2 separate regions of the Homo sapiens genome follow, and region 2 is linked to region 1. A link is a loop called in an ENCODE intact Hi-C map of the cell type or tissue named here. Cell type or tissue: CD14-positive monocyte. All regions are shown on one strand. Each heading gives the region's core, and the rest is flanking DNA. Links, peaks and the distances in the headings are about the cores only.

The links. Peaks named below come from ENCODE experiments on the same cell type or tissue, not always from the same donor. Only the 100,000 strongest peaks of a DNase experiment are listed, where the experiment ranks them.
Region 2: a loop joins it to region 1, with 3 times the contacts of the local background. A loop is called at or near these places in 17 of 110 quality-filtered maps.

Annotation. Positions count from the first base shown.
Region 1 is chr14:95,321,371-95,325,370 of GRCh38, reverse strand. No RefSeq gene overlaps it. Among named protein-coding and RNA genes, the nearest start is that of CLMN, 3.5 kb to the right of the region's middle. In CD14-positive monocyte, for the core only: no CTCF peak of the experiment used is centred there; a DNase peak (open chromatin) is centred at 2,460; H3K4me3 peaks cover 1,477 bases; H3K27ac peaks cover 2,100 bases.
Region 2 is chr14:95,160,547-95,165,226 of GRCh38, reverse strand. The region is part of intron 3 of DICER1-AS1 (DICER1 antisense RNA 1); the gene reads right to left. Among named protein-coding and RNA genes, the nearest start is that of DICER1-AS1, 5.2 kb to the right of the region's middle. In CD14-positive monocyte, for the core only: no CTCF peak of the experiment used is centred there; a DNase peak (open chromatin) is centred at 1,876; H3K4me3 peaks cover 538 bases; H3K27ac peaks cover 975 bases.

The DNA of each region.
Region 1 (4,000 bases), core at 1-4,000:
AAACCTGGAAGAAATGAAGGGTTTTATTTGTGGAAATTGGGGCATCCGGTGCTGTCTACTTAGGGAAGCAGGATTTTTTTTTAACCACCCACCAACACCTACACACGCCAAAAAAACTAATAAAATCTCAGAGAATATATTAATCTTTTACTTATAGGTAATCTCCCAAGTTCAGGGCAAGTTTTTCTTCTGAATGTTGTTCACTCTGTACGATGGAAATGATCTGACTCTTACCAAAGAGACTCACTGAAAATCTCTTCTCTATATGCACAGCTTTGATCTCACACAATCCTTCCAGGTAGGGACACCGGGCCCCATTTTACAGATGACAGCACAGAGGCCAAAATTAATTAGGAACTTGCCCAAGTTCACACAGCTCATGAGTAGCCACTTCTGTCTGTTGTCTACTGCACCATACCCACCATTCTTTTGCCTGAGCCTGGATTCTTTCTTCTTTTTCCTTTTTTTTGAGACAGAGTCTCGCTCTGTCACCCAGGCTGGAGTGCAGTGGTGTGATCTCGGCTCACTGCAACCTCTGCCTCCCAGGTTCAAGCCATTCTCCTGCCTCAGCCTCCCGAGTAGCTGGGACTACAGGTGTGCACCACCACACCCAGCTAATTTTTGTATTTTTAGTAGAGACAGGGTTTCACCATGTTGGCCAGGATGGTCTCCATCTCTTGACCTCGTGATCTGCCGGCCTCAGCCTCCCAAAGTGCTGGGATTACAGGCATGAGCCACCGCGTCCAGCTGAGCCTGGATTCTTTCTATGTCTCAGCATCTCTCTCTGCTACCAGCCTTTGCGTTATATCCCACAGGATTCCTGGAGGTAGGTAGCAATGGGTAAGAAAAGTTTAGCAGGCAAAACCTCAGCAGACAGGCTGACACCCAGCATTCCCAAGCACAGATGAGACCCTGACTCTCTTGAGGAGCTTGGCACTCAATGAGTATTAGGAGTTACTGCTTGGTGAAGTTTAAATATTTGTTTATTCACGTATGCAACTAACATTTATTGAGCTCCTACTATGTGCTCAGCACGGTGCTGGGCTCTGGCGATGCACAGATGAATTAGACAGCTCTGCTTGCAAGGCATTCTTGAGGAGTTTGCAGTATAGTGGGTGTAACAGACATACAGAAGTCCTAGAAGCAAAAGTGTGTGGACAGGGCGTTGCCAAATTCCTCAGCCAGCTGCCAGGTACTGCTAATTCCACTGCCTGAACAGCTGGAGAATCCATCTCCATGACCACCACTCCGGCGAAGGCCGCCACTGCCTGACACCTGTATCACCGAGGCCAGCAGGGCCGCCTGACAGCCTGCCTCACTCCTCTGATCACTTCTCCACACCACAACTAAAGGGACAATCTGATCCCTGTTTAAGTCCTCCAAAAGCTCCTTGATGTCCTTTCGATAAGGTCTAAAAAGCAGAGGCAGGCTACACTGTAGAGAGTTGGACTCCCTCCTCACAGGTGGATTCTGGGTCTTGTTCACAGTTGGGTGCTAGCACAGGGCCAGACCCTGGGTGACCAATGATTCCAGGGGGTCTTTATGATACAGTGCAGTCTGGTGACATCATAATGCAAGCCCCCTGCCCAGGAGAGGTTTTTGGTCCATTTGAAGGACAATCATTGGTCAATCCAGCTAGGATCCACTATCATCACTTAATCGGACTTAATTTGAAATTTCTAAAGATTTTTATATGAGCACTCTGATTTAAAGGAGTTAAGACTTTTTAAAAAATACAACATAAACATATGACTAATACCAATTACGAAGCGTCAATCTGGCCCATAGCATGAGCCCTTATGCAGTCATATTTGGGAGAGATGTGGGTAGGCGGTAAGAGCTACAGGACAAAGATTGGTTTTGCCTTGCTCTGCGATCTTGGATGGGTTACTTACTAGCTTTAAACCCCGTCTAAAACTGATCCCTGCCTCCTTGGCCTCATGAAGTCACTGCAAAGACCAGATGAACACTGGCTAAGAAAGGGCTGTCCAAACCCTAAAGGGTTGTACACATGTGAGGGCTTGAGGCCGTGACCAGAGAAGGCAGCATCCCCCTTGCCACAGCCCCCAACACACTCCTCTCCCGGAAGTGGCTGGGAGGGTGTGCTGGGCTTATCTTCATTGTCCTATTCTTCCCCAAAGTGGGTCTGGGATGAGGAGATGCAAACCTCTACCTGGGTTTCCTGCCAGAATTCATCAGTTCCCATAAGCAGAGGCAGGAAGACCATTGGGCCATCCATCATGAGACAGGTTGCAGGGAATCTGGACCTGTCTGGACCATGTTTTAGAAGCCCTTACATGGGAAGAGATGTTAGACTTAGCGATCTTTAAGGTTCATTTTGGGGATTCTCTACAATTCTCTGACTCCAAGTCCTTTCCCTCAGCAGAAATCGGTTGTAAACAATGACAAGGATTCTAGCAGAATTGGGCAATTTCTATAAACTCAGTTTCTGGAAACTCCCAGGAAGCCAAGCCTTCAGGCAGAATACTTCTCCTTCCCCCAAAGAAGTGCAAAAGAAAAAGAGTACTGTTGATTCATGCAAGATGCCAAATACCTAATTCCTTCTGAAAGTCACACACCCTTCTCTCCCAGCCAGAACTCCAGATCCAGGAGGCTGCACACACCCAGAGGAAGGGACATATCATAGATTGGTATGTACCTGGTTCCCAAAAGCACGTGCTTTGCCTATCGCACATATGCAAACTTTTTTAAAATCACCTTTCCAGGAGCGTACTGGGGCCTTGGACATGAAGGTCAACTGTTTTTTTCACTTTGGTCCCCTGGTTTCTGGGTTCAGGCCTATAGTGAGAGTCATTCATTCATCCATCCATTTAATTTCGACACCTCTCCCTGTGCCAGACACAGAGCAGCCCTTGTTTTCACGTACTTCACAATTTATTGGGGAAAACTGTCAAGTAAACATAATTGTAGTACGATGCAATCAGGAAACAGAATTGCAGAGTTCATGGAATATTATGTGATTGTACTTAATATTACGGGAATTGTACAAGACAGGCACCCAGCTGAGCCTAGTGGTGTTGGAGAAGTCTCTGAGGTGCACATGATTAAGCAGGAGTAAGCTAGGTAAAGGTGAAGTGCAGGGAGCAGGGGAAGGGCGTTTCAAAGGGGACAAATGAGCAAAGGTCTGGAAGTGACTGGATGTGGCCAGGACCTGAGGCAGCTCAGCACTGCTGGGTCAAAAAGTGTAGAGCCAGGATTGAGGGGCACAGATCAATCACAGATGACTTAGTGTGCCCCACAGAGGAGCCCAGAGACACTCTAGGAAACAGGGGTGATATTGACACATGAGTTCAATGAATATTCAAGTACCTTTTAGAGGCCAGCCTCATGCTCAATACTGGCTTCTATTCCTTTTTGAAAAACACCTAAAATTCTTTCCACCTTACTGAAAAGCAAAGAAGTTCTTTAGGCTGAGAGTCGTCCAACAACTGGTATACAGTTGGTGCTCAATCGATGGTGATCATAGTCCCTCCCTGCCAGGGAGCTGTTGCTGACTGGGTAGTGTTCCCCAAATGATGTGGCTGTCCATTCCCAGGATCAGACATCTTTGCATCATGAAAAATGGCCCAACCCTGTAGCTAACATCCACAGGGCACATTGCTTAAAGACAGATTCCCTGCAACCTCTCTCATGATGGAGAAGAAGGCTGATTCTCTTAGCTCTCTGCTTTGTAAAGAAAATGGTTTTCAGCACAACTTCACCCCACAGCAATTATGGAAAATAAATTGAAGTGTAAGAACAGGGAGATGGCTAGCAGATGGGGCAAAATTAGCCTGGCTGCTACTACCACCCTGGCTCCACAGGACGCAGAAAGAGATCCTGCTCCTTGGAGTGTGAAATGACCACAAGATTAAGAATCAAGGCAGCAGCAAGGAAGCTCCTGCCTCAAGCCCAAGCACCAAGGAGCCCCTAATGGGGCCTCCACTTCTGTCTCCACTGATCCCACCTTTCCCCGCCCAAACTGCTGTCCCTGTGGGGG
Region 2 (4,680 bases), core at 1-4,000, 160 kb after region 1:
TAAAATGTAGTGTATAGTTCAATGAGTTTTGACAAATGTTTGCAGTGTGTAACAACCAGGCACGATCAGGATATAGGACATTTTTATCACCCCAAAAAGATTCTCCCCATTATAACCCCTAAAGCTACACATCTGATTTCTTTCCCTATAGCTCTGCTTTTTTTCAGAAAGTCACAGAAATGGAATCCTACATTATATAACCCTTTGTGTCTGGTTTCTTTCACTTTGCTTATAAGATTCAACAGTGTTGTTCCATATACCAGTATTTCATCCCTTTTTTATTGCTGCATAGTGTCCCATTATATGGATGTGCCACAAGTTGTTTTCCATTTGCCAACTGATAGATACTGGAGTTGTTTCTAGATTTTGGCTTCATTTCTTTTAGGTAAATGTCTAGGAGTAGGAATGCTAGGTGTGATGGTTAATATTAGTCGTCAACTTGACTGGATTGGGAATGCCTAGGTCACTGGTGACACACTGTTGCTGGGTGTGTCCACAACTCATGGTGTGTCCATGAGTTGTTTCCAGAGGAGACTGGCATGTGAGTCAGTGGACTGAAAAAGAAAGACCAGCCCTCAATGTGGGTGGGCACCATCCAATCACATTGGGATGTGGCTAGAATAAAGCAGGTGGAAGAAAAGGGACATTCAGCTTGCTTGGCTTTCCTTTTTTGCTCTCTCACACTTCTGGAGCAAGAAGACTTTTCTGCCTCTCACCCTTGGACATCAGACTCCAGGTTCTTCAACCTCTGGGCTCTGGGACTTACACTAGCAGCCTCCCAGGGACTCTCAGACCTTCAGCCTCAGAATGGGGGCTGTAGTGTTGGCTTCCCTGGTTTTGAGGCTTTCACACTTGGACTGAGTTACACTATTGGCTTCTTTCATTTTCCAGCTTGCCTAATTGTGGGACTTCACCTTTGTGAACATGGGAACCAATTCTCCCTAACAAATTAACTTCCATACACATACACACAAACACACATATATCTACATACACATATACATACATATACATGTATATACACATAATTGTATATCTATGTAGACATGTATATATGTATATCCACACACATGTGCGTGTATATACACACATACACATGTGTATATATGTATATCCACACACGTGTCTATGTGTACATCCACACATGTGTATATGTGTATATCTACATATACATATATGTATATATATGTGTATTAGGGTTCTCTAGAGAGACAATATACTAGGTTTTATGGAAAATATATCTTAACTTGATAAGAAACTGCCAAACTGTTTTCCACAGTGGTTACAGCATCTGCATTCCCATCAGCAATGTATGCGAGTTCCAGTTGTACTATACCCTTGTCAGCACTTGATAAGGTTGTAACCATAATTGGTCCAGTGCCCAATGCATTCAGCAAGTCAACATGTGGAGACACCAGGCTGCAGCAGAGAGGTTTAGTCGTAGTGTCACAGAACAGGGAGACAGGAGGGAACCTCAAATCCATCTCCTTAAGGAGTTTGGGGTAGGGTTTTTTAGGGTTTTGGAGTGGGCCGAAGGGCAGAGATCATTCATTGGTTGAACAGTGCAGGTTGAAGTCATAGGGCAGGAGATGAGGAAGCTGTCTTCTCATGCTGATTCTGCGCTTCAAAATGCTTATGGAATTCAGGGTCTGTAAACATCTTAACTGATCCTTAAGCAAAAACCTTATGGTTTTAATGTCAGAGATTCTATCTATAGGAACAATAGAGATGAAAATCAACTGTTAAATAGTCATGATCCTAAAGTTGGAAATTCTATTGATAGGAACAACTGCGGATGCAACTGGTCAGTATCTAGAGTGCTGTGTGACTTTCAGCAACTGATAAATGGGTCAAAGTGCAGCCTGATTAATGCTGATTTTTTTTTTTGTCATGAGTAAGACGATATCTACTAGATTCCTCTTTTGTAAAGTTCCTGTTTTTTTAAATAAGAATTTCATGGGGAGATGCTTTGAACCTATGTAAGTAACTCATTCCTTATTCAACTTTTCCCCACTAGATTTAGCAAACATTGATATTTCTTGTCTGATGATTGCCAAATGGTGATTTTCTAATTCTGTTTACTGAGTACCCCCATTTTTCTAAGAGAAAGATAACTGTGTTTTAAAACATTTTTTTTTTCTTTTCTCCTTTTCTCCTTTCTCCCACTTCCCACTTAGTTCCTTAGAAATGCAATTATAATCTTTACCTTCCCTTCACCAGACACTCCTTACAGGGCAAGCTTATTTAACCATGTGCTTTTAGAAGGTTCTAAGCCAGAAATCTCTCCCACCAGGAGACTGCCTGGAGAGACAACAGTCAATTTACAATCTAAACTATGCCTGCTAGGAAACTCTGTCCCACTTGGAGAGCATCTCAGACAATGGCCACTTTACAATCTAGTCCTGCCTGCCATGGTGCCAGCTCAAACACCCGGTAGATAAAAGCGCTAAGGAGAGTCATGTAGATCCTCACCTGCTTGCTCCCTCCCCTGCATGCCATTCATGCCAAGTCCCACTTTAAAAGCCCCTGCTTTCTGCCCCAAAAGCAAATCAGTACCTTAAGGCAGGAACCTGCACTTTTCCCCCTACGTTAAGCTTTGGAATAAAAAGTCACTTTCTTTACGGCAGACCTCACTCTTGTTAATTGTGCTCTGTAAGCAGTGGGCTGCTGAACCTATGACTGGGTTACAATTCCATTCTTTTTTCTAAATATATTATTGAATTCTATTCTAAAGAGCTCTTTATTGCCATTTATTTTTTTTTTTTGAAAGTGTGGACTCATAGATTCCATTTTAACCCATGGGATATAATCTCCTGCTACTGTGATTTATTTTGATGTTCAAATTGTCCCAGATTTGGCCAACAGGAGCCCTTTCAAGCTGATTGCTTTGTCCTTTTGAACTGTCTCCACCATTTCTTGAGCATTTCCACACTTTCTAGCACAAGATGTTCCAGTCTCATACTATACTTTCTCTGGCCCAACCCTAAAATCAGCCATTTCTCTAAAGCGCCCTGGTTCCTTTTCATGGAGAAAGGTGTTTAGAGCTAGGTGTTAGGTGTTCTCTTGGCTAATGTGGTGTTGCTGCACCAAGACCTTCTCACTGGTTAGGCCTAGGAAATATATGTAAATACATTTATAGACATGTGTGTGTATATAACTGACTGTGGAAAAATTACACACCCTATTCCCTCACCCTCAACAATTAACAAAGAAGACTTCAGTGACCAAATGTCGGGGGGCGTTTCCCCACACACCAAGCAAGCAATCGATTCTGCAGCAGACACCAACTGGGTGTCCTCCAATTCCCTTCTAACCTGGAGATAGCATCAGATCCCACAGGTTGAGGCTCACTCCCCAACACATCCCAACAACTGCCCCACTCTGTCCCTGGCCACTGACCAGTCCCAAGTCTGGGCCTCCAGAACTTCCGACAGGCTTCAAGTTGTGGTTGCCATGACCCCCTCTTGGGTTAGATTAATTTGCTAGAGCAGCTCACTGAACTCAAGCAAACACTTATGTTTACAAAAGATATTACAAACAATACAGATGAAAAGATAAATAGGATGAGGTGTGGGAGAAGGGGCTCAGACCTTTCATGCCTTCCCTGGGTGCACCACCCTCCCAGGAACCTCCTGGTGTTCAGCTATCTAGAAGCTCTCCAACCCTGTCCTCATGGGTTTTTATGCAGGCTTCATTACATAAGGGATGACTGATTAAACTATTGGCCACTGGTGATAACCTGACCTTCAACCCTTCTCTTCTCCAAGAAGTTGGTGATAGGCTGAAGGTCCAACCCTCTGATCCTGCCTTGGTCTTTCTGATGACCAACCCCATCCTAAAGCTACCTAGGGGCTCCCAGCCACGAGCCAACTCATTAGCATACAAAAGACATCACTTCGGTGTTTGTAAGAAATTTAGGAGTTGTACACCAGAAAATGAGGTCAAAGACCAAATATATATTTCAGAATCTCACAAAATATATAGATACACACTTTTACATTTATATTTATTTTTATATCTACATGTATTAAGAACCATGACTTTACATGAATATCTCCAATTCCAATCCAATCACACAAACTTCTTGCTTTTCTTATTTCTGTACTTGTAACTCCCTTCTCCAACAGGGAAAAATCTGGCTCCCATTAGCCTCAATATAGTTTTTCTTTGTGTAGTTCTCCTGTATGTAATCAGCTGTCTGGCCTTGCAGGGCTGCTGCCCCACCTTCCTTCTTTGGGCTCAGACTCCTCACTGAACTGACAGCCCAGTCCAATATGGGAGTGACTATATTCTCCCATGTAGATGGAAAAGCAGAGAGAACAAGTTAGCAGAGATACATAGAAAACAATCACAAGGGGCACAGAGAGTACCTTTTGGGTTCCTGGAAGCTTTTCAATGACTGGTTCTAGTTTTTGCTAAGATGTGGCTGTATTCCTGTTCTGGGCTTTTGTGAGAAGCACCTATATCATTATGGTAAATTCTCCCTTTTTGGTTGCGCTAGTTCAGCTTGGTTTCTGTTACTTGCAAACAGAGAGTCTTAAAGGTATATTTAAATCCTGGCTTGTTCTACAAAAAATAAACCAAATTGTGGAAATAATAGGGGCTAAGGGAAAATAAAAATTAGCCCATAGAAAATGCATGCCACATGGTACTATACCGTTGCTTAACACGGGCTGAAAT